Linked DNA regions of Mus musculus: region 1 is linked to region 2. The links are chromatin loops, found by intact Hi-C in ENCODE. Cell type or tissue: left cerebral cortex. All regions are shown on one strand. Each heading gives the region's core, and the rest is flanking DNA. Links, peaks and the distances in the headings are about the cores only. Region 1 overlaps Chn2 (chimerin 2). Region 2 holds the start of Chn2 (chimerin 2).

Region 1 (11,324 bases), core at 1,531-9,530, 79 kb before region 2:
GGATCTATATCTACATCTACATCTACATCTACATCTACATCTACATCTACATCTACATCTACATCTACATCTATGTAATTAAAGAAAGAGAAGTCATGAATTTGAGGAGCTAGGGGGCACAAGAGGAATTGGAAGGGAGAAAGGGGCAGAGATGATATAAAGAGCACTCATTTATGAAATTATCAAAAGATACAAAAATGTCTGTAATAGGTTCTCCTCTAAGGTCCGTGACACACTGGCCCCAAGGTACTTGGCTGGGTTTCCAGGACTCGGCATTATGTCCTTCCTGTTGGGCTGTACATAAGTCTACTTAGACAGCTGTTGGTTACTGCCAATATATGACTATTATTTCACTCTTAGGTATATCATTGTGGTTCATAGGCATCACACTTGGGTAGGACTGTTGGCTGATTCCTTCCCTTCTCATAGTGAGTACTATGAAAGTCTATCCTCGGGATGTAAGCTTTTGCATCAAATTCAGCTCAGGATCTGAAGTTCATGGTTGTCTTCAGCACCGGGAGGCAACCAAGGGCAACAACAATAGCCAAAATTTGGGGGAAGTGTTTAGAACTCCCCTAACCAACAACTCAAAGGGGGTGCTTCCTCATTCCTGGTACTGTTTGTCTGTGTGTTTGTCCATTTGTTTGAATTGCATTTTAAATACTCATCATTGGTTATACCCACAGATAAATGTAGTTCTGGCTGCTCATCAAAGAAACGTCCCTTTGCTGCAGATAGAGCCCATCACAGAAAACCACAAGTGGTCAAAATGCAGAGAACAAACTGGTCATGGGGTACCCGATGCTAATGAACTTAGCTACAGCACAGTCGCTGTACCCAAGGCTCAGAGAACATCCAGGGAGAGGGTGTGGAAGGATTTTACAATCCAAAGGACTAGGGCATCCGTTGTGAGGTGGTGTCTTCTAGAACTGCCAGGGACGCTTCACCCATGCAACCTTAGCAATATGGCTGCCTAAATAAGACCCAGACATGTGTGTTCACAGACATGCTAACAGGGAAACAGGAAGCTTCATGGACCCACTCCTAGACAGAGGACTACAGACAACTAAGGACTGCTAAGAGCAGGAGAAACAGACTTTCCCAGGGATGAATCTTTAATTGATTATCCGATGCCAAGTGGTTAGCCCTGAAATTATAAACATACAAGCAACATTAAATTAATGAAGCGATGTTCAGTTATAAACTCTGCATATGTATGGAACAATAACAAAGAAAATTAGGCCAAGAATTTGGGAGGGAGGAGGTGGTGGGGCACATGGGAGGGGTTGGTTGGAAGGAGGAAAAGAAAGGGGAAAATGATGTAATTATAATTTAATTTAAAAGATAAATTAAAATTTTAAATTAAAAATTTATCAAAGAGAGATGTAGAAACATACTTATAATAGGACTTTCAAATCAAATTAATATGAACAACCTAACCACCTTTTAATTAAAAGGAAGCATATTCTTATATGTTTGTCTATAAAAAATATTTTTTTCTGGTCCTTTCTCCTCATCATTATTTATTTTAATTTGTCCAGAAATGCCATCTTAACACTCTCTTAATGTGGAAATCTGTCAGCAGAACTCGCTAAGCATGGTTTATGGGGGCAAACAAGTCTCCAATAAGGCTGTCTGGCCAAATGCACTCCTATTGCATTTGACCTTGCTGGCTTTCTAGACATGTGGTTGTACTTGAGTCTCGGCCAGAATGTGCCCACCGATGGCCTTCTTCCATGGATCTATGACAATCTTCTCAGCAGCCAGGCTCTCTGTCATCTCAGACAGCAAGTGGAAAGGCGTGGAGGTGCAGCAGAGACTGGAACCCCAGAAAACCGAGTCCTCTGCTGGGCTGCACCCTGAGGCTGCTCTCCTATGAACAGAATCAGTAGGGGTGTCTGACCCAGATGTAGCCAGAACATCTATGGGGACTAGGGGAGAGGGAGAGGGTTAGTTGAGAACCCTAGAAAAAGACTCCAACCCTGGCATATATTTGGTCAAATGTATGCTTTGTGAATAAACTAACTCAAGGAATTACCAGGTAATTCCAGAGTCCAGGCCCAACAGAAGGCCAAAGGATGCTACAAAGATTCCTTTCATGTATGAAATCCTCAAGGAACCAACTTCCAATACCTTGAACTTCAAACAAAGGACTTGAAAAGTGTGACACAAATGAAAAGACTAATAAGAGGTAAATTAAGTGTGCGCTCCACCTTATCACAAACTTATCACACCTTATCACAAACTCAATGACTACTACACTGAGGTACAAGTTGGTTGAATTGGCTGATAGCCTTGACTGTGAATAACAACCGAGGCAGGGAAACCCCACCCCCACTTAGTTTCCGTTCTTGCTAACCCTGAGAACCTAGACACCAGGTAGGAGCAGACAGAGCTCGGCAAAGCAAAACACAGCTGAATCTATAGATGCGGCCCAGCACGGACTGACTTTCATCTTTTGTGCTATCTTTGCATAAAGAAAGTGTGGGGCCTGTATGTCAGACTCCAGAGTTCCAAGCAAGCATTTTCTCTCTCTCTGCCTTCACCCTCTGTTCAATTCTAGAATTTGCCCTTATTTAATTTTGGCCCATTCTCCACGCTGAGCAGAGGGTGAAAGCTTGAGTGAGCTCCCCCCTGCTGGCACACTCCCGCCAGCCCGCAGCCCCGCTGGCCTCTGTGACTCTGCCAGCGCCCCTCTCTGAGACATCTGTTGCCTTGCTTAAACAGAGAAGCCTCTAAGCACGTGACTGGCCCATGCAGCATTGGAGAGTACCACTTCCAACAAGAGGCTTATGTCCACCTTGCCTCTCCCCTGTCATTTCCTCCTCTAGCCTAGGCCTCAACAAGTGGCCGAGCCTCACACAAGCTGTCAGGGACAGATGCTATGTGAAAAGAGGAAATTGGACTCAAAGATGCCACAGCTTTTTTAATTAAGTCCAACCTAAAAGCCAAATAGCAAGGCATGAAGTGAGTGTTTATTGTGGAACAGAAAGAGAGCGAGAGCAAGAGAGAGAGAGAGAGAGAGAGAGAGAGAGAGAGAGAGAGAGAGAGAGAGAGAGAGAGAGAGAGAGAGAACATGCACACACCAGGGTTTTCAAAAACAAAGGCTCTGAGTCAGGATACCCACAATGCACTGCCTTTGCCAAGGGTCTTTTCAGCCTTTCAGGTGTCTTTGCAGGGGACTTGGACCTGCATTCTGTACTAGTACGTGGCTTGCCTGTTTGCTTATGTGATATTTTTTTCCCCACTATCCCCATATTTTCTTTTGTTTTAGAAACCAAATTGGTTCTCTCTGCACCTTCACACCAGTCACAGGGAGCCTGGCCTTCTGAGCCCTGATCAGTAGCAAAGTCATATTTACATATCTGACTTGACAGTACCCAGAGAGGAGTTCCATGATAGTGAAGTTGCAGGAGGAAGCATGTCCACACACAAGCATATGCTCACTCTCACCTACTCACTTCTTGCATCCTCTGCCCCGTCCCTCCCTTCCTCTCTCCCTTCCTCCCTCCCTTCCTTGGCAAATCCACCAAATGGCTGCTGTACCCCAGACCTGGCTAAGAAAAGCAGGAAGAATCTCACCATTGTGGCCTTCTCCTCCCAGTTCCCTGGGTCTTTCCACCCATTTCCTTGTCTCCATTTTTCTACAGTTTATCTTGAGTCACCTGCTCAGGGTTCCTTTTTGTGTACAGTCAAGTCAGATAAGTAAATCTGACTTCCCTACTGATCAAAGCTCAGAAGGCCAGGCTCGCTGTGACGGGTGTCAAGGTGCAGAGACAACCATCTGGGTTCTTAAGACTGAAGCAAATGTGGGGAAACAAAGAGGACAAAGATAAAACCTTCAAGAAAAGAGCCGGAAGCCACTAATGATACAATGTGTTTGTTTTCGAGACAGAGTTTCTCTACATAGTCCTGGCTGTCCTGGAACTTGCTCTGTAGACCAGGCTGACTTTAAAATCACAGAGATCTGCCTGTCTCTGCCTCCCTAGTGCTGGGATTAAAGGAATGTGTCACATGCCTGGCAACAAAAGATAAATTTTAAGATCACAAAATGCAGGTGCAGCAAGCCAAAAGTTAAAATTTTCTGCTTCCCCACACCACCACCATGTCAACCATACAAGACATGTAATGTGTTCAATAAAGCTTTTACACACCTCAAACCTAATTAAGAGGGAAACTCAGATGTCACCCTGCCTGGCTTAGAGACCAGGGAACGGGGAGCTGCACACATTGCTGAACAAGTAATGAAGACCAGACTGCTGGCAGCACTCCCCAGTGGCCTGTGCAGCAGAGTCTGTGCCTCCAGATGCTACTTGATCCTGCCCCGACCTCCCTGGATGATGGACTACGTGCACAACCTAAGATGAAACAAACCCTTCCTTCCCAAGTTGATTTGTATTACAACAATAGAAAGCAAACTAGGAAAATGGCAATCTTTGCGCTAAGTGACAAAAACTCATAACCTACACTACCTAATGCTAAAGAGAATTTATTGCTCTTTGGACTGAAAAAAGTCAAGAGGTAGATAGGCCTCATCTTAGGAATGGCTTGACACATGATCCAAATGAAAACCAATACTTGTGTGGCATCCACCCAACATTACATCCCGTTGTCTCCATGTCCCATGATCCACCACCTTACCATTCCATGAATAGGTGAATAATGAGTCCCATCTTCCAGGTGAGAAACCTGGAGCCCTGAGGCACACTTGTCCAAGAAGGATCCTTTAAAACATGGCAGAAGAATCCAACCCAAATCCAAACCAAGCTCACTTCTCCAGAAGTTCCTCCCTGCCTCAAACGTTTCTCTTTTATTGTCATAGATCCAACCCACACATCTCAGAGCAGAACACAGAGGGTACTCCAGCAGGAATGCTCTAGCAGGAGTGCTCCAGCAGGAGCCAATGATCTCAAAGTTCAGAAGAATAGGGCAACCTGTCCTAATGGAAGGAGACACTTATCAGAGCCTGAGACCTGGTACTCAGTGATGTGAGCATCAAGTGGACACTGCACCTTGAGGTTAAGTTGTGCAGCACTTACGGGGCCTCCTCTGAAGTTATCTGATAGAAGCCTAATCATCAGATAATCGCAGTGGCTAGAAATGCATCCCATATCCTGGGCACTTGAACATTTAGCCCCTAGTTAGTGGCATTGCTAGGGAGTACAGACCTGCTGAGGGACATATACCACATGGGTGGTCTGTGATGTAGGCCTGCCTCCAACCTTGCTCTCTCGACCATCATGGACTCTACCACACTGGGACTGCAAGCTGACATGAGCTTTCTCTTCTGTAAGTTGCCTTGGTCATGGTGCTTTATCACAGCCAGGGGAAGTAGCTCATACTGCCATGTAAGTGTCCTAAAAGCCCGGTGGTGGTTTTCACTTCTGTGTTCTGAATGTGAATAAGGAAGCAGGTATAAATAGATGACGTAATCAGAACAGTTAGCTTCAGCTACTATCATGTGTCCTTAGGCACACTAGTGTATGCATTGCTATCTCTCATGCCTTGTAGAATTGCAGAATCTCCACTTTGGAAGGCATTTGCGAACTCTGCTAGCTCTAGGTCCCCTGTGAGCGGAGGCTGTCCCAGGAGGCTGTCTAATGATTGATTCCTCTACCTCCTCTGCTCCTCATGGGTCCTGCTGGTAGGAAGCTGGACAGAGAACAAGTACATGGGTGCTGCAAGAGGGCGACGCTTCCCCTTTATCTCCCTCCTGCCTGCTACATGTTGTATACCTCATCTCTGGGGCCTCCACATATTTATGGTTCCCTAAGAAGAGGAACCATAACGCACATCAGGGTGTTCTCCAGGGGGAAGATACTGCAATACACTTATAAAGAGCGTCTAATGTACTTCCTGGCTGGGCAGGAAACAGACTCATCAACTTTCACCTGGACACCAGGAAATAGACTGTGACAGATTGATGGTACCTTTATAAGCTGGATAATTGCCATTAGAAGATCCATAAGCAAAGGATCAAACACTGACCCTTTATAATCATCATTATAGTGCAAGAAGTCTCTGACCTCCGCCCTGTGCAAACTCAAAGTCCTCTCACTGAGACTGAGAGGTGATTGAGTCCCGATGAGGCTCACTGCGTCATACTTAGAAAATGGAGAGCTGAGATGCTGGGAAGATGAGCGATCCTCTTGGGTGACATCAACAGTCTCATACACAGCAGGATCCAGCTTCCCGACAAGACACACAGGGATGGGTACTGAGCCTCCGTTCAGATTAAAACACTCACAGAGAGAGCACAGAGACATATAGGTGAGAAAGGAGTTCTGCTCGTCTCTGCGAGTGGTGTGAGTCAGCAGCGCACTGTGGTTGCCAAAAAGTGGATGTGGTCTCAGCCAACATTAATGGGATGCAATATTTAGACAGTGGCTCATGCTGGGTTTGTACTTCATGTGAAACAGACCACACCAGAGGTTCACCCTCAGTTCCTGACCTCGCTCTAAGAGACACACGGGAAAACTGAAGTGTGGTAGGGAAGAAAGGACTAGAAAGTCCCGTGAGGGCCTGGAGATACTTAGTTTGGAGGATAGATGGCTTCTGTGGAACAAGAGGCCATAGATATTGACATGAGAAATTGTCCTGCAAAGGATGCTCTGCTTGCTCTATGAATCACCTATGGCTGGACCTAGCTCAACAGCAGGCATGATGGGTGAGCAGATTTTCATGAAAGAAAAGACCATCCAAAGAAATGGACTGTGGATGGGAGAAAAGTGTGCAGGGAGCTATTCAAACAGAGCCCAGCAGGCTCTAGAGAGACAAGCAGAGACCAGATGAGTTGGATCCGATCAGTAGTCTGAAAATTGTATTCCTCTGGGGTGCCTTGAGGAGAAGGGATGAGGAGTATCTAGCTGCAGCTCGAAAATGGGAGTAAATGTTGGTCAACTAGGAGGAGGACACCATAGAGCACACTTGGGTGCTAATCCTGGGGAAGATGATGCAGACAGTTGTAAAGGGGAGCTACTGTGCTTTCTGGCCAAGAGGTGGAGAGTCAGACTCGCCCACCTTGTATCTCTCTGCTTCCTACTGCAAGCAGAGCAGTTCCCCAATCTGCCCCCACAAAGAACTCCCACAAAGGAAAGGTTGTATGCAGCCACTGGACTGGAGAGTTCCCATTGGACTCTGCCGTTCCAGGATTTAGTGATGGTGAGATGGCTTCTGGGGTGAGGTAGGTTATCTTGCAGCCAGAATCCCAGGGGAGATCTACGCTGTGCTTGTTCATTTTCTGTTGTCACATATAAATTAATGCAAATGTGAGAGCTTAAATCAGCATCCACTTTCTAATTCACACTGTCTGTAGACCAAAAGTACAGGTAGGGTGGAGCTGGGTACCTAGCCTGATCCCGAAGGCTGACATCAAGTTGTACCTGCATTGTGGTTCTCGGTGGAGCTAAGAAGCCTCTTCCGAAGGTCACCTAGCCAGGTGTTGGCAGAATTCATCTCCCATGCCTGATGACCAAGGTCTCATTTCCTTCTAGCTATTGACCAGGATCCACTGTTAGCTCCAAAGGCCACTCTCAAGTCCTTGCCACATGTCCTTTCTCACAGATGATCACAATATGGTTTTTGTTTGTTTGTTTGTTTGTTTGTTATTGTTCAAAAGAAGAGACACATAAAAATCTTCCACTTTACATCTCTGTTTTAGGGGAGGCCTACATCCCCTTTTAAGGACACACACATGATTTGGTTAGGCCCCACCAAGCCAGTTTCCCTTTGACTGGAAAATCAATGGATACTTATGATCGTTAAAGGAAAAAGGAAATCTTTTTCTCCGATGTAACATGTAATGTAGCCAGGAGAGTGAATACCAATCCAACTTACAGCCCTTGCCACACTGAGAGGGGGTTCTCTTAAGGTGTGTATGCCAGGGGCTGAAGTAATAAGAATATCATAGATTTCCACTTATATCTCCCTTTTCCACTCAAGGCTTTTACCCTCAGGTGAGCCATTCTGAAACTCTATCACCTTGTCTATACATTAAGGATGATGACTCCCCAAGGGATGGCTATAGATTTATATGAAATTGTACACAAAGCACTTGCAACTGTCACAGGCCCTTGTAGGCTGCCAGGCCTTGTTAGCAGGCACTCGTGGCACTAGAAGAAATGGCTGAATTCACTGGTGTTTGCTCTTCCGCAGGCCAACACGCTCTACACATGAGTGGAAACGTGGACAAGGCCTCCAGGGAGAGGTGGCTTCTGTTTCCTTTCTGCTAGCCAGCCATCCTCTCTGCGGCCACTTCCATAGCTCGGTTTTAATCTCCTCTGGCACTTCAGGTGTCTACTGTTCACAGCCATCCTTCCCTGCTCTGTGGAGTCATTTCTCCTGTCTTTCTCTGTGGCTCCTCTTAGGACTCTCAATTGTATTTCTTTCTTTTTTCCTTTTTTGTTTGTTTGTTTGTTTGTTTGACTCTGACACCATCAGCAAGCTGAGCCCCCACTGTTCCTTCAACCCTCAGGTATCCAGTCCTGATTCTCACTAGAGCATGGTTTTTCCCATTAGTACTTTTTCCCACATAGTTTTTCCCACTACTCCTGGGTTCACAAAACTATTGGTTGAAGCCATGTGTGAGATTGTTTCAGATTTCTAACATCAAATTTTGACCTATTTTTCCCACAAGGTAAAAATTCTTTACCAAGCAGAGAAATCAGAAAATAATGTTTTCCTACCCTACATAGTTTAATGTCCCTTTAATAGTCCCCCACAATAGTCAAAACATTACTCATTTTAAGATGATCTATCACTAAACATGGTTTTTAAGGATCCTTCTATCATGCAAAGTGATTCACCCTGGGTTGCAATCTGGTTTTCAGGCGTAGACTAGGATGAGCGGCCAGCAAGCTGTGGCAAAGGCAAGACAATTTCAGCTTGCCAATGTCAATGAAAGTGGCCAGCATGGTGGCAGACCTTCCCAGTATTTTAAATTGTCATGCATTTCAGCACTTTCCCCTGCATATAATAGTACACAGTAGACACTTTCTGGATTGATTTGAGGTGTCTCTGTATCAGGCTGTTGGGAATAATAATAATAATAATAATAATAATAATAATAATAATAATGCTGTGGGTCCATTTCCTTGGCTTTTGTTTCTGAAGCTGATACTGAATTCCAGGGTGAAAGTGTTTTTAAGCCAAGCACTCGAGCACCTAGCGGCACAGTCCACAGATGGCTGCTTGTATGGACAAATAGGCTGACATGCGTTATCGGTTACATCTTCACTGCTAGTGGAGAACCCATGAGGTCATCATTCCCATCTTGGCCTGCTGTGTCATGCCACTGCCTCATCACATCGCCATCTCTGCACTGTTTATGGAGAAGGCAGACAGAGCCCTGAGCCTTCCCACCACCCAGGCTCTCTTACTGCTGAGGCAGCACTGCTTGCTCCTGCCTCTGATGCCCAACACCCCACCCCTTCCCTTCCCACCTAACCTCTCTGTGTTAACCCATTCTCTTCCATAACTAAACTTCCCCCTGCACACCCCTTCATCTCCAGCCACCTCTTTGGGTTTCCTGCTTCATGTTACCCTCAGCCCAATGCTTAACTCTCTCTGCACAATTCTCACACTCCTACACTCAGCTACTCCGAAAAGGCAATTTATTTTTCCACTAACCATTCTGTATGTTGTGAATCATAAAGAACTCCTCCTTACCTTCCTTACCCCACAAACTCTGTCTCCTGGATACAAATTACCCCATCCTGTGTCCCTTCATCCTGGCTTCTGCTTCCTTAGCTGGTCTCCTTATGTCTAACACTCCCAATAGGGTGCTTTGTTTGCCTACTCCACTTCTACAACCCTATTCAGGATCCCTACTGACAACAGATCATCTTCCAGCTGCAGAGAGGAGCCTGGTTGCCTTCCCTCCATAGGACGGACACACACACACACACACACACACACACACACACACAACCTCAGGGCTCAATGGTTCAATGGTTTAGAAGCAAGGGGACACCACACAGCTCTTCAGCTTCCTCTGCAGGTCTCTAGACCCCACTCTCCTACACACTACACGAAGCCACACACTCCAGTCTTCCTTCCTCAAGAGATACCTTTCCTCCGATACTTAGGCTGGGAAGCACCAATCAACCAGGCTCATAGAACCTGTCTTGTTCTATGAAAAGTTTCCCTGAGACCTCGGTTTTCCATCTCATGCTGAAAACTGCATTCCTGCCTCTGATCCAGCACTGCTGGTTTCATTTTGTAGATGTTTGTCCATACTTTGTCCCTCTCCAGTGAGCCAGAACGAAGCCTGCAGCACCCATGCCCAGGGCAAATGAGAGTCTCAGCAAACATTTGTTGTCCGCATTCATTCCAATATCTCAAAAATAACCTACAAAGACTGTCATGCTGGACTGGAGAGATGGCGTAGTGGTTAAGAGCACTGGCTGCTCTTCCAGGGGACAAGGTTCAATTCCCAGCAGCCACATGGAAGCTCACAGCTGTCTGTAAGTCCAGTTCCAGGGAACCTTATACCTTCACCCAGACATGCATGAAGGCAAAACACCAATGCACATAAAATTAAAATCATTATAAAAGAAAATGTATCTTTAAAACAACAAGAATAGACTGTCATGCAGGCAGACTGCTACTCTAAGTGCTACCTGTAGTCATGGCTTTCTTTCACTGTGGTATTTTTTTGTGGTGTCCCTCTGTCCCACCATTAAAGAAAGTTGACATTTAAGAGAAGAAAATTACAGAAAATATGTTTTACTTTCTATATTTTAGGGGGCTGAAGCCTAATTTCAGGCACGGTGAAATATTCAGCATGGTTATTTTCTGGGTGTCCTTTTGACTTTGTAAATAATCACAGCCCACAGTTTCAGGAGCACTACATTAATATTCCACAAAAGAAAATGGATATACAGAATTCCCTGGGTGAAACTGTTGTTGTCACTTGAGATAAAAGCCTGAGACAGGCAGGGAAGTTCAGCTGAAAAAACAAGGAAGCATCCTTGAGCAGGGCAGAGCCTCCCAGGGAGACTGACTCCACAAAGGTCCAAGCAGGAAGGACAGCCAGAATTGAGGGTAGGGGTGAGCACAGGGGTGGGGGTAGGGGGGGAGACGTGGGGGTAAGGAGGTACGGGGGGGGGGGGGTTTGCTCCTGAAGGGGCCATCCTCCTTATCAAACAGGTGGCAGCCTTGTGGTCCAGCTAATCCTTCTAATTACAGAGGACTTGGCTGGCAGCCAAGGCTGGGCGAGGGGGCAGTTTTAACTCATTATGGGGCTGGCAGGACAGAAAGGACACCTGCCAACCAGGTGGCAGCTCAGGCAGGATTTCCAACACAGCAGGGAGCCAAGGTCCTCA
Region 2 (11,324 bases), core at 1,884-9,883:
CCCTATCCTCTTCCCCCTTCCCTTGCTCCCTAACCCACCCACTCCCACTTCCTGGCCCTGGCATTCCCCTATACTAGGGCATAAAACCTTCACAGGTCCAACGGCTTCTCCTCCCATTGATGACCAACTAGGCCATCCTCTGCTACATATGCAGCTAGAGTTAAAATCTTAAAAGATACTGATTTCTGTGTGTTGGTGGAGGATTTAAAATAATAAAAGGAAACCTTTGAATCCTCCATAAGACAATTCTGAAGAGTTCTCAGCAAATGTATTTTTAAGTTAATGTTAAGCTGATGACTTTGTTATGTGACAGTTGGTAACAGGCACAAGGACACACTTGGGTGATGTAGTTAAACAATAGCGGGGAAGATTATTCAAGTCAGAGAACCTTGAGCTTACGATGAGCGAATTACCAGTTTCCCTCCATGTGAACACCAGCAAACTGTTCCTCGGAGACTGGGTTAGAGCATAATGGGACCCTGCAGAAGCCAGCTGTTCCTTTACTAGTGCCCCAATGACCAAGTTCATCCTTGATTCCAGGATTATTTCATCACAGCCTCCGGGAAGTGTCCCACTCAACAGGAGAAAGGATCAATGCCCCAAGAAAAGCAAGGGAGAGAAAGTTACAGACTTATCCATCTCCAGGCTGGGTCTCAGTTCTCAGTCATCCTGAAATGCTTTTCTCTGCCTGCATTCTACAAAGCTTCTAACTATCCGTCAATGCCCAACACTTGTGTCAACTCCACTGGCCACTCCAGACTGAAGCAATCACATCCTTGCCCTGCACAGCCCTCTACAGAATGTATTGTATCACTGTAGGACACGGGCTATGAGATGCTGCCTATGTTTCCTGCTACTTCTCAGGGAGACTCTTGAGTTATCTTTTCAATGCAAGCACTCAGAGCTATGTCTGAAACACAGAATGTGCTCAATAAATGCTTCTTTAATGGAGCTCACACTCAAGATTAAATTCAGCATATGTATTGGCTGGTATTATTGACACAAGCTAGGGTCATCAGCGAGGAAGGAGCCTTGGTTGAGGAAATGCCCCCATGAGATCCAGCTATAAGGCATTTTCTCAATTAGTGATCAACGGGGGAAGGCCTGGCCCATTGTGGGTCATGCCATCCCTGGGATGGTAGTCCTGGGTTCTATAAGAAAGCCAGCTGAGCAAGCCATAGGGGGCTAGCCAGCAAGTGGCACCCCTCTGAGGTCTTTGCATCACATCTGCTCCTGCCTCCAGGTTCCTGCCCTGTTTGAGTTTCTGTTCTAACTCCTTTGATGATAAGCAGCAATCTGCAAGTGTAAGCTAAATCATTTCTTCCTCTCCAACTTGTTTTTTGGTCATAGTGTTTCCTTGCAGCAATAGAGACCCTAAGATAGCATATGAAGGAAGAAAGAGATGTTATGTGCACTGGGCGCTGAGTTTATTTTAGCACCTAAGGTTGAAGCCACTGAGCAACTTCATTTCAAAGAAGTTCCCTCAAAGAAGACTATCTACCTGTTTGCAACAAGCATTTTTTAAAGATGTGTGTGTGTGTGTGTGTGTGTGTGTGTGTGTGTGTAGGTGTGCCTATGGGCACGCATCCATCCCATGGGGCTGGAGTTCCAGGTTGTTGTAACTCCTTTCGATGTACCAAGGGTACTGGGGACTGAACTCAGGTCCTCGGGGAAGAACAGCAGTCTCTCTTAACCACTGAGCCATCTCTCCTCTACATCAAGCACTCTTACAAATTAGACCGTGTGCCCAAAACTCAGCATACTGATTTAATGGGGAAATTGAAGCCAGGAAAAATTTAAGTAACCCACCCACCTCAAGATGCCTCACTGGTCAGCAGTGGAGCCAGAATTCAAATACAATGATCTCAGAAGCTTGAAGCTACAAAGAAAGCTAGAATTATCTTCCTTGCTAAGCCTTGAAGCCCAAGCCTGGCCCACAGTTGGCCCTTCCGCATGGTGACTAATGGGTTCACAGAGTGCCCTACTTTCTCAGACTCTGGCCTTTGCCTGAGAGAACCCAGCTGCTCTGAGAAGCAGGCTCTATTCTTTGCTGCTCAACACCTCTCACAGGTGTGAATTGCTTGTGTCCTCTGAATTATTCATTATCTACACAATGGTAAGTGTGCTTTTTAAAAAGAACTATGATTCCATATTTTGCAAGACAAAGTGTCTGATGAATTGGGGAAGTAAGCTATATAAGCCCACAGGTCAGGTTGATTTACATGAAATAGTAAATAGATTTATGTCCACTCTTGGCATCTCAGATTCCATGCAATTTCCCACAGTTTCCAACAGGATTAAAAACGGGCGGTCCATAAAACGGGAGAGAAAGCCATTGTAAGCATGCCTCCCCTATCTGCAAAACAATTACCACCCTCTACAGCTTATCCTGGCATCTTGGAGCAGCAGAGTCCTCCCAGGGCTGAGTTAGGATTTGTCATCGGGCTTCTTAAGCTGTGTCAAGATGCAGAATTTCCGATGCCACAGCAGCTGTGATCCACGCCTCCAGCGGACCCTGAGATGATGCTGTCTCCTCGCCTTCCTCAGTTGGCCCCCTTGCTACCTTTCCCCCCCCTCAGTCCATCAAACGGGCAGGCTTTGGAGAGGGAGAAACATGTGCTAATAGGAAGCCAACATCTCTGCATCTTAAATTCAATGTTAGTCAACCAAAATGAATTGAAACGCAGCAGCAGTGGTTTGAGGGTACTAAAAATAAGCCTTAGCATTTGCTGAGTTCTCAGAATTAAAACCACAGGCGGTCAACTTGTTGCTGTTCTTAATAAGAGCTGACTGCTCTGCCCACCAGTCCCTACTGCCAGCCGCTTAAACTACCGGACACCTAACAATGCTGTTTTTATTAGTTGGCAGCAGTCATTAAAGGAAATGTCATTTCCCTGGGACTAAACTTTCCCTGGGACTAAACCTGGCCAAAAAAAAAAAAAAAAAAAAAAAATAGCATGTAGCTTTCAAGAGAACACCTACACTGGTCACAGTCACCTTGTGTCTACAATCTGATTAGTTACACATCCATAGCTATGATTCCTTTTAATGCCTGCCTTCCTGCCAGTGCTGCATCTCTTCTCCACTCCGGATTTAATTTTTGGAGAATAAATAAAAGGAACTCAATTGTGGACACCATACAGTAGTAACACACTGAGCATTCCCACCAGGACTTGAAGACTGTTGTCTTGGACCCTTGAGTTCTGTATACCATGCCAAATGTCTTACCAGCCATCCCTTCAGGGTTTCTTATTAAAGTTTTCAGTGACCAAAGGGGTAGTAGAACTGTACCTAATGCATCAGTCTGATTAGAAACCTGTCATGTTCAGAAACCAGAGGGGCTGCCTCCATTGATTCTTATGCATTCACATTCATTATCATTTTTTTCTGTTCAATTAGACCTGCTGATCAACCATAGAAAAGCTTGAAAGCCCTTCTTTCACCCAGCCACATTTAACACTGAAAAAAAAAGAAGCCTTGAAAGTAAAATTACAGCCCCCACCGCCCCCCTCCCGCGCGCACACATGTTCTCTGTGTCTGTCTCACAGTCTCTCTGTCTCTGTCTGTCCCTACACACACACACACACACACACACACACACACACACTCACACACACACACTAAACACGCCAGGAGTCAGAGGCTGGGCTCAACCTCCATTCCACTATCCCACTTCAGTCAGATGAGCAAGACACATTTTCGTCCTGGCTGCTCTCTCAAACCCATACCCCAAGCGAGTGTCTCCAAGGAGCTAATTTCTGAAACAAACAAAGAAATCCGAGTCTGCAAGGAGCTGGGGTTTGCACCCTTCTTTGGCTCTGAGTATCCAAGGTTTCTGGCACCAAGGCAGACAGGTCCCGAGCCCAGCTGTGCCCTCAGCTTCCCTGCGCCTTCTGCCCCTGTTCCAGCTGTGCAGAAAGTGCAAGGCTGCTGGCAGCTACTGCTCGCCAGGAGCCCCAGACTCCAGGTCCGCACGCCTAGGACACCACCGAGTCCCACCACTACACTGTCACCGCTCAGACGCAAAGGTGTTGACCACCTTAACAAGTGTCCCAGTGACGCTCGTGTCCCGCGCCACGCTCTCCTAGAGCGGGAGGGACGGCCACAGGTAGACTCTCCATCCCAGCACGGGCGCCCGCGCGCTGAAACTCACCAGAGGACACGGAGGAGCCGGACAGACTAGAGTTGCTGGATGCTGCCATCTCGGCGCCGCGCGTCACCGCTCTCTCAGTCCTGGTGCGGGCGGCGTCGCCGCTGCCCTCGGCCGGCTGCTCGCAGCCCGCGCGGCCCCCAGCCCATGGCAAAGTCCTGGGGACGCGCGGGAAGCACCGGCCTCCGGACTCTGCCTGTACTTCCTGCTCCGCCAGATGACGCGCTGCCGCCGCCGCTATTTATTCGTGCTCGCCGTCCCTCTCGGCGCCTGGGCGCACTCCGCTGCGGGCGTCGAGGTGGCAGGGGCACAGCGAGGCCAAGGCGGCCGGCCAGGAGGATGGGACCACCTCTCTCGGCGTCCCCGCTGTCCCCGCCGCGGGCCCGCTCCCTGCGCGCGACTGGAACCTGGGCGCCCTTCGGCTCCCGGCACTGACTCTAGGGATCCAGCCTCTCCCGCCGCCGCACTTCGAGCGGCCCGGGCAAAGGCGGGGGAGACAGATAGACAGCGACCTCCCCCTTCTCCCTCCTCCCCAACTCGGCTCGCGCGCGCACACAAAGGAAGGAGAGGAACGCCGGCGCTCCGGGCTGAATCCGCTCGGCCGGCTTGACAGCTCCTGCAACCCTGGCTGCAGGGGGAGGCTGCAGACCAAGGGGTGGAGACCATCAGGACTCGGAGCCTGCCCCGAGGTGTTGGGCACGCCGCCAGGGACGCGAGGCGGGCCGGGCAGCAGTGTACAGTGCTGCTTCCCGAATTAGAAGGGGATGGAGGGGTCGTAGGAGGAAGGTGGTGGGACTGGCAGCAAGCTCTAGGTTTGGATCAGCCACACAGCTCGGGGGAGGGGGTGCAGGGGTGGGGGTACTTCCAGAAGGAGAAGACAAGGTCTCTAAGGATTACGTGCGGGTTTGGAGCAGGCCAGGATGCCACCAAGGCTGGGAAGCGCCCTTCCCATCACCCTTTAATTTGTCCTTTGTTGGTCAGGAACCGAAGGTCCCTGCCCTGCCACAAGAAGCGTCTCCTAAAGCAGAGAGAGCTGATCTAGCTACACTTAAGTACCCCAGACACTGGCAGGGACAGTGCCCCCAAAGTCCACTATGCTTCTGAGACCGGTGCTAAAAGAAATAGAGACATCCCAAAGGTGGCATCGGTCTTACACAAAGAAAGTGGTTCTCTGCCCCTTGGTAGGATCTTCACAAAAGACTGACTCTGCAGCAGGTGCGACTGAATCCTTTAAGGATAAGGAATTGCCTAGGTGTACCGGAGAAAGGGACTGGAGCCGGTGTGTGCCATCCTCCTGTATTTAAACCTAAATTAATTTTACTGGAAGGAAATGTCATGCAGATATATATTTTTTAAAATCCGTTTCACGCTCCCAGCAGGGTAATCGGTTCTTTCATTCCTAAAGCTACAGAAAAACTGTGAAATTTGAACAGAAATTGTTAGATCAAAGGGAAAAAAAGCAAACATTAAAGGAATGAAAGTACTCTCATTATAGAGCAAAACGGAAAGTGTTCTCATTGGGAGCGGCACGATTTGAAAAACATGGCTAAAAAGGACATAGTCCATTTGAAAATGATCAGGAGTGACTCTGGAACAGCAGCGAGGTCCTGGGGGCCTCCACATCGGAAGAGGACCTCATGTACAGTGAATAATAAATGTTAAAGGATCATGATATGCACTCATGTCACATTTTCTACTTGATTTAAAGTATATGTTATATCCCCACCACCACCGGGGATGCCATCCCAGTGTGACTGCCCAACAAGTGCCCCACCCACTTTTGTTTGTTGATTAGTTTAAAGGGGTGGGATGGGGTGAACTTCTTGCTGAAAGCCTGTGGGCCACTTCAGTTACACTGAGCATTTTCTTCCTGGACTCCATTTACAGGGGCTCTTAAGACAGATCTGCCTGGGTCAACTAGACTCAGGTACTGCCAAGTCTCCCTACCCCAGACACTTTTGGAGGGCACTGCAACCTTGAGGTGACCTCATCTGGAGCCTTATGGGGACATATACTCACCCAGCATGATCTTGACCACTCTATGAGAGTGAAACTTCTTGGACACCCAGAGTTCAAGACATGACATGGCATTGGTTGTCTGACTAGTAATTTACAAAGCCCTCTGGAGCTTTAGATGGCAGACATGGCTATGTCACTGAACAGGATCATTACGACCTGGGCATTGAAGAAGACCAGCATCTCACTTCAAACTAGGATGTCAGCAAATACCTTATAGTTCTGTTTCTCCATTTCTACTACTGATAATATGGAGTCTTTTTAAGCATGAGAAAGATACTGGTTGTGAAGCCATACTGTGCCACGCCTAAAGACCTGTAAATTGTTTAGCCAAAAGATAGAACTAATTGTTTGAACAATATTTTTCTTCTCTCCTAGAGACAGCCAATTGTGACTTATTTACTGGGAAAATGTTTCATTTGTGGCCCAAACTTTCTATCTTTTCTTTTTTATGTAAGGTCCCAAATTGAGCAGTAAGTGATGGGCTTCATTATTTATGGTAAATTGCACAGAATGTCTGGTTCTATTTGTGCAGATTATATTTGCCTTCACAGAACTTTAGTAACAAAAGCAAAAGTGTGTGGGCTGGAGAGGTGGGTCGCCATTAAGAACATCTGTTGTTCTTGAAGAGGACCTGGGTTGAGGTGCCAGCACCCACATGGTGGCTTACAACCATCATTAACTCCAGTTCCAGGTGATCCAACACCCTCTTCTGAACTCTGTGGGTACCAGGAACCCAGGTGGCACGCATATGTGGAGGTTAGAATAGGAATGACCCATATAGACTCATGTGCTTGGATGCTTGGCCATAGGGAGTAGCACTATTAGGAGGTGTGGTCTTATTGGAGATGTGGCCTTGTTAGAGGAAGTGTGCCACTGTGGAGGTGGGCTTTAAGGTGTCCTATGCTCAAACTCCATCGAGTGTAGAATCCAGTCCCCTCCTTGCTGCCTGCAGATCAAGATGCAGAACTCTCAGCTACTCCAGCACTTTTGTCTGCCTGCATGCCACCATGTTCCCTGCCATGACAATAATGGATTAAACCTCTGAAACTGTAAGCCAGCCCCAACTAAATGTTTTCCTTTATAAGAGTTGTCTTGGTCATGGTGTCTTTACAGCGATGAAACCCTAACTAAGACAAACAAAAAGGCAAAACATATAGGTAAAATAATAAATTAAATATGTTTAAAAGCAAAGTATGGCCCAATGACTGTCTTCATTACTCCAAATTGTTGAAGGGATGGACGGCTTCTCACTGGGAAGGCACCACCACCACCAGGTAAAATCAGTGCAATACAAAAGTAGAGGAGAGCGCTTCCGTGAGGCCCAGCTTGTGATGGAGATCGCTGGTAAGCTGCTTGGAAGGGCAAACATGAAGCACCAGTCTCTGGACTGACAACTGAAAGGTGATGGCTCACCGGGACTGCTGACAGTTCATCAGCAGGGAAGATATAGCTGCTCGGGGCCAAGAAACCCTTTCTCCAATTCAAAGGCCAAGGGCCTTGAGTCTCCCTACCAGATGTTCCAGACCTAAAGTAACAAGCAGGACCTGGCACAATGTGTCAGTAGGTCCAGGAACCACTGGTGGTGGGACTTCTCATATAGCTCCCCAAGTGAAATGATAAAACCTCCGTTGTGTATTCAATTCACTCTGAATGGCATTACACAAGTCTGTATCATGTGAGATTTGTTAAAATCTAAGGTAATCTGGTACAGTTTTCTTAAATATTCCATCCACCTGCCTCCAAATGATAAAGGATCTTTGGAAAAAGGAGAGTTTGTCAATAATGGGCTCTGACATAGAATTTAAAATTGCCATTTTGCTTTGACTTAGCATTCGCCTACTTTCTTTTTGTATTTTTATATTTATTTGATGTGTATTTGCGTGTGTATTTGTATATGCACATGTTTACATGTGTTTGCATGCATATGTGTTTATATGTTTATATGTAAGTTCATATGTACACACATGTGTTTATATGTGTACACATGTGTTTATATGTATATATAGATGTGTGTGTGTGTGTGTGTGTATCCACATGAGGACAACTTACAGGAGTCAGATTTCATCCATCTATTATGTGACTCCAGGAATTGAACTCAGACCCAAGTCCTCAGGCTTGAGGGCAAATGTCCTAACTTACTAAGCCATCTTGCCAGCCCCTAACTATAATTTTAGCATCGATTTCATCACCAAATCAGAAATTCATGAAGCAAGCTGCCCTGCAGCCTAGGTAACTGGGGATGTCAAACCCAGGCAGCTGATCGGGCCCTACCTTCCAAACCTGCTTCCCCTTTCTAACTGTGCTTCCTGCTGTCTCCTTCTCAGCTGTGACCTTTTCTCTTTGTGTCCTGTGTACCTAGGAGCCATCAACAGTAGTCTCTGTCCAGGTCCTTCCTGTTGGCCAGTGGAACTGTGGTCAAAGTTCACCAGAAGGCACTTTGCCCAGAGAACCTTCTCCTTTCCCAGCCAGCTCTTCCATGGAATCCTCCCACACGGCTGTACTCCCTACCAACAGATTTCAGTTCTGTGGTGTCTTAACGGTATGGCTGGGTGTGATGACATTTTTCTCTCCCACATCATTAAAAGTTTCTCAGAGGGGGTGGGGAACAGGTTACTTGTCAAGCCTTTGTGTAATTTACCATGTCATGCACACAGTAGGCCATCAAGAGATATCTTCTGAATACATGAGCAAAGAATTGAATGGTTTTCCTCCGGGGGGCTATGATCACGATTGATGAACAACACCTCTGGGGCACAAAGGGCAGTGGACAGGTTTGTGAGAACGATCTGGCTTTGAAGAAGACCAGCTGAAATGGCAAAAGCAAAAGAGTCACATGTTTACAGCCTGGGCCCTGTCTCTCCATCAACCGGGACTGTTGTAACTCCTGTCATTTATTGCTTTCAGGATATTCTTACATTACTATAATCTGTTATTTTATTTTAGCGTTCCTTTGAAGCTTGAAGGCAGGCAGAACACGCCACAGAGTGAATGTATTGGGCATGCAGGACTGCCCTCAGCATTCCTTTCTTGTGTTTCTCCGAGAAGGTCATTTCCTTTCCTTGTGCTAAACACAGAATGAAATATTCCTTACTTGCAAGATTAATCCAGTGGTCTGCATCCATGGGAGAATTGTGGGGCTGTTTGTCAAGCAGCTTTAAATATTTTATGGCAAATTACTCTGGCCTGAAAAGTGGCCCCTTTGCTGTCGATTTTTCCTCATCAAAATCATTGCTGGGAGAACTGGTTCTCTTTGTAGTTCAAGCCCTGTTTCCTATACAAGATGCCTAACCCTGCTAGAAAGCACTGGCTCATCTCCGAGAACACGAGATAAACTAGAGGCAGATGCTGATAGCCTGCGGTGGCCTTAGAAGGCACAGTGAGAACCCAGCTGGCTTCCAGGCAAGGTAGCTGCCCAACCAGGAAACAAAGGGGAGTCCACACCTGGGGTGCAGACAAAGAGAGGCCGGCTGCAAACCCGATTGCCACTGCAAATCGCCAGCTGCTGGAGACCCCTAGTGGAGATCCCAACACTGCAGGCACAGATGTTCCCTGGAACGTAGTGCTGAGCCATGGAGGCAATGCCTCCAGCACACACACACACACACACACACACACACACACACACACACACACACACGCATGCACACGAGGACACACATGCATTCATTAGCTACACTCAAACGAGGGACAGACTTCATTGGCACATGGCACATTGCAGCTTTGTTTCCTAGCATTTAAGATTATTAAACTCTTTCTGCCCTCATTGTCCTCAGAAAAATATGAGGTAAAGGTAAATAAAGAAAGCTCCAAGGCTGCGAATGCAGACAGACTGAGTTTGGTTTTTGTGTCTTAGGATGGCATCTCTTCTCTGCTAACTGCTAATCTATTCATGCATTATGCAATCCATTCAGAAAAGTTTACCAAGCAGTCACTGTGTGCAGCAGTGTATACCAGACCCATGGAATAAAGATATAAGGAAAACCATATCCTTGCCTTGGGACCCCACAGTACCCTCTGGAACCCTCATACATCAACTGGGACCTGTTTAAACTGCAGAGTGAAATCCTCTGTTAGAAATCACAGGTGTTATCCATGTCAGTGACAAATGCCTTTTCAGGTGGAAAGTTGGCTTTTTTGATTGTTTGACACAACCTCTAAAATCAAGTGTCAAAAGCTATTTTCTAGATAATGGACATTTTCTCAGCCACAGTTTGGGCTTATCAGCCTAGGGGATCAAGTAAATAAATAGTATGCCAATACAGACATGCGCCACACATTGATATTTCTATTGGTAACAGGCTACATACATGTAGAGATCTCATAGGGACTATAATGGGACCAGCCCACATACCATCATGATGGCCATTGTAACTGTCATAAGAGAGTGACACAACCAGCTACCTTTCCTAATCATGTTACTGGGAAAAATTCCACCAGTGAGACAGAAATACAATTCCTGCAGCTATGTGGAGTACTCCTGATATTGACCAGAGTGAACATGTTACTGCTTTCTGGATTTGCTGTATTATAAATTTTAACATGGTTTCGAGGAGTATTCTCCCATTAAAACACAAAGCTTCATGTTAAATGGTGTGCTCTGGTATTGAGCCAGCAGCCTTGGGATCACTGGGTCTCTTGATGTAATGAAGAGACACTGGTAGGGACTGACCTCCCCACCTGGATGGAGCAAGCACAGGAGCACACCGAGACATTCCCTCAGCAACAGTGGCGCAGTTCTAAGAACGCATCTCATCAATAAGTGATGACTGTCCTACAAGCGTTCTTGGCCCTCACCCACAGAAAACCAGAATCAATATTTTCACTTCTTTTCCCATGATAGCAATAGATTCAACAGAGGAACAATCATTTTTCTAAGGAAGTGAATCCACACTGGAGGAGAGCCAGCATCCAAGACCTGAGCCCATCTCAGTCTTCTCTACAAGTCGCGGACCATTTGAAAACAAAGCCTAAGCAAGTGATTCTAGAGAGGTTGACTCTGTATCCTGGCAGCCTGACAGACCTGTGTTAGTTTGTCATTTGAGCAAGTTCCTTAGGCTCAGTTTCTTGGTCTTTGAAATGGGTTTGGTTCTGAATCCTAGATTACAGAGTATGTGGTGACTGAAGGAAACAAGAGCTCTCTCTGATACACAGAAGC

The links. Peaks named below come from ENCODE experiments on the same cell type or tissue, not always from the same donor. Only the 100,000 strongest peaks of a DNase experiment are listed, where the experiment ranks them.
Region 1: it touches region 2 in a loop (2.1-fold over the local background); 4 of 42 quality-filtered maps call a loop at or near these places.

What each region holds. Positions count from the first base shown.
Region 1 is chr6:54,111,506-54,122,829 of GRCm38, reverse strand. The region is part of intron 1 of Chn2 (chimerin 2); the gene reads right to left. Among named protein-coding and RNA genes, the nearest start is that of 9530036M11Rik, 35 kb to the left of the region's middle. In left cerebral cortex, for the core only: no CTCF peak of the experiment used is centred there; DNase peaks (open chromatin) are centred at 5,416, 5,619, 6,250, 9,342 and 1 more place; H3K27ac peaks cover 667 bases.
Region 2 is chr6:54,032,985-54,044,308 of GRCm38, reverse strand. Chn2 (chimerin 2) reads right to left here and starts at 4,377. Exons shown (of 13, transcript NM_001163640.1): 1 at 4,154-4,377. The coding sequence starts at 4,202. In left cerebral cortex, for the core only: a CTCF peak has its summit at 9,674 (motif pointing left); DNase peaks (open chromatin) are centred at 4,357, 4,736, 5,269, 9,667 and 2 more places; H3K4me3 peaks cover 3,049 bases; H3K27ac peaks cover 1,626 bases.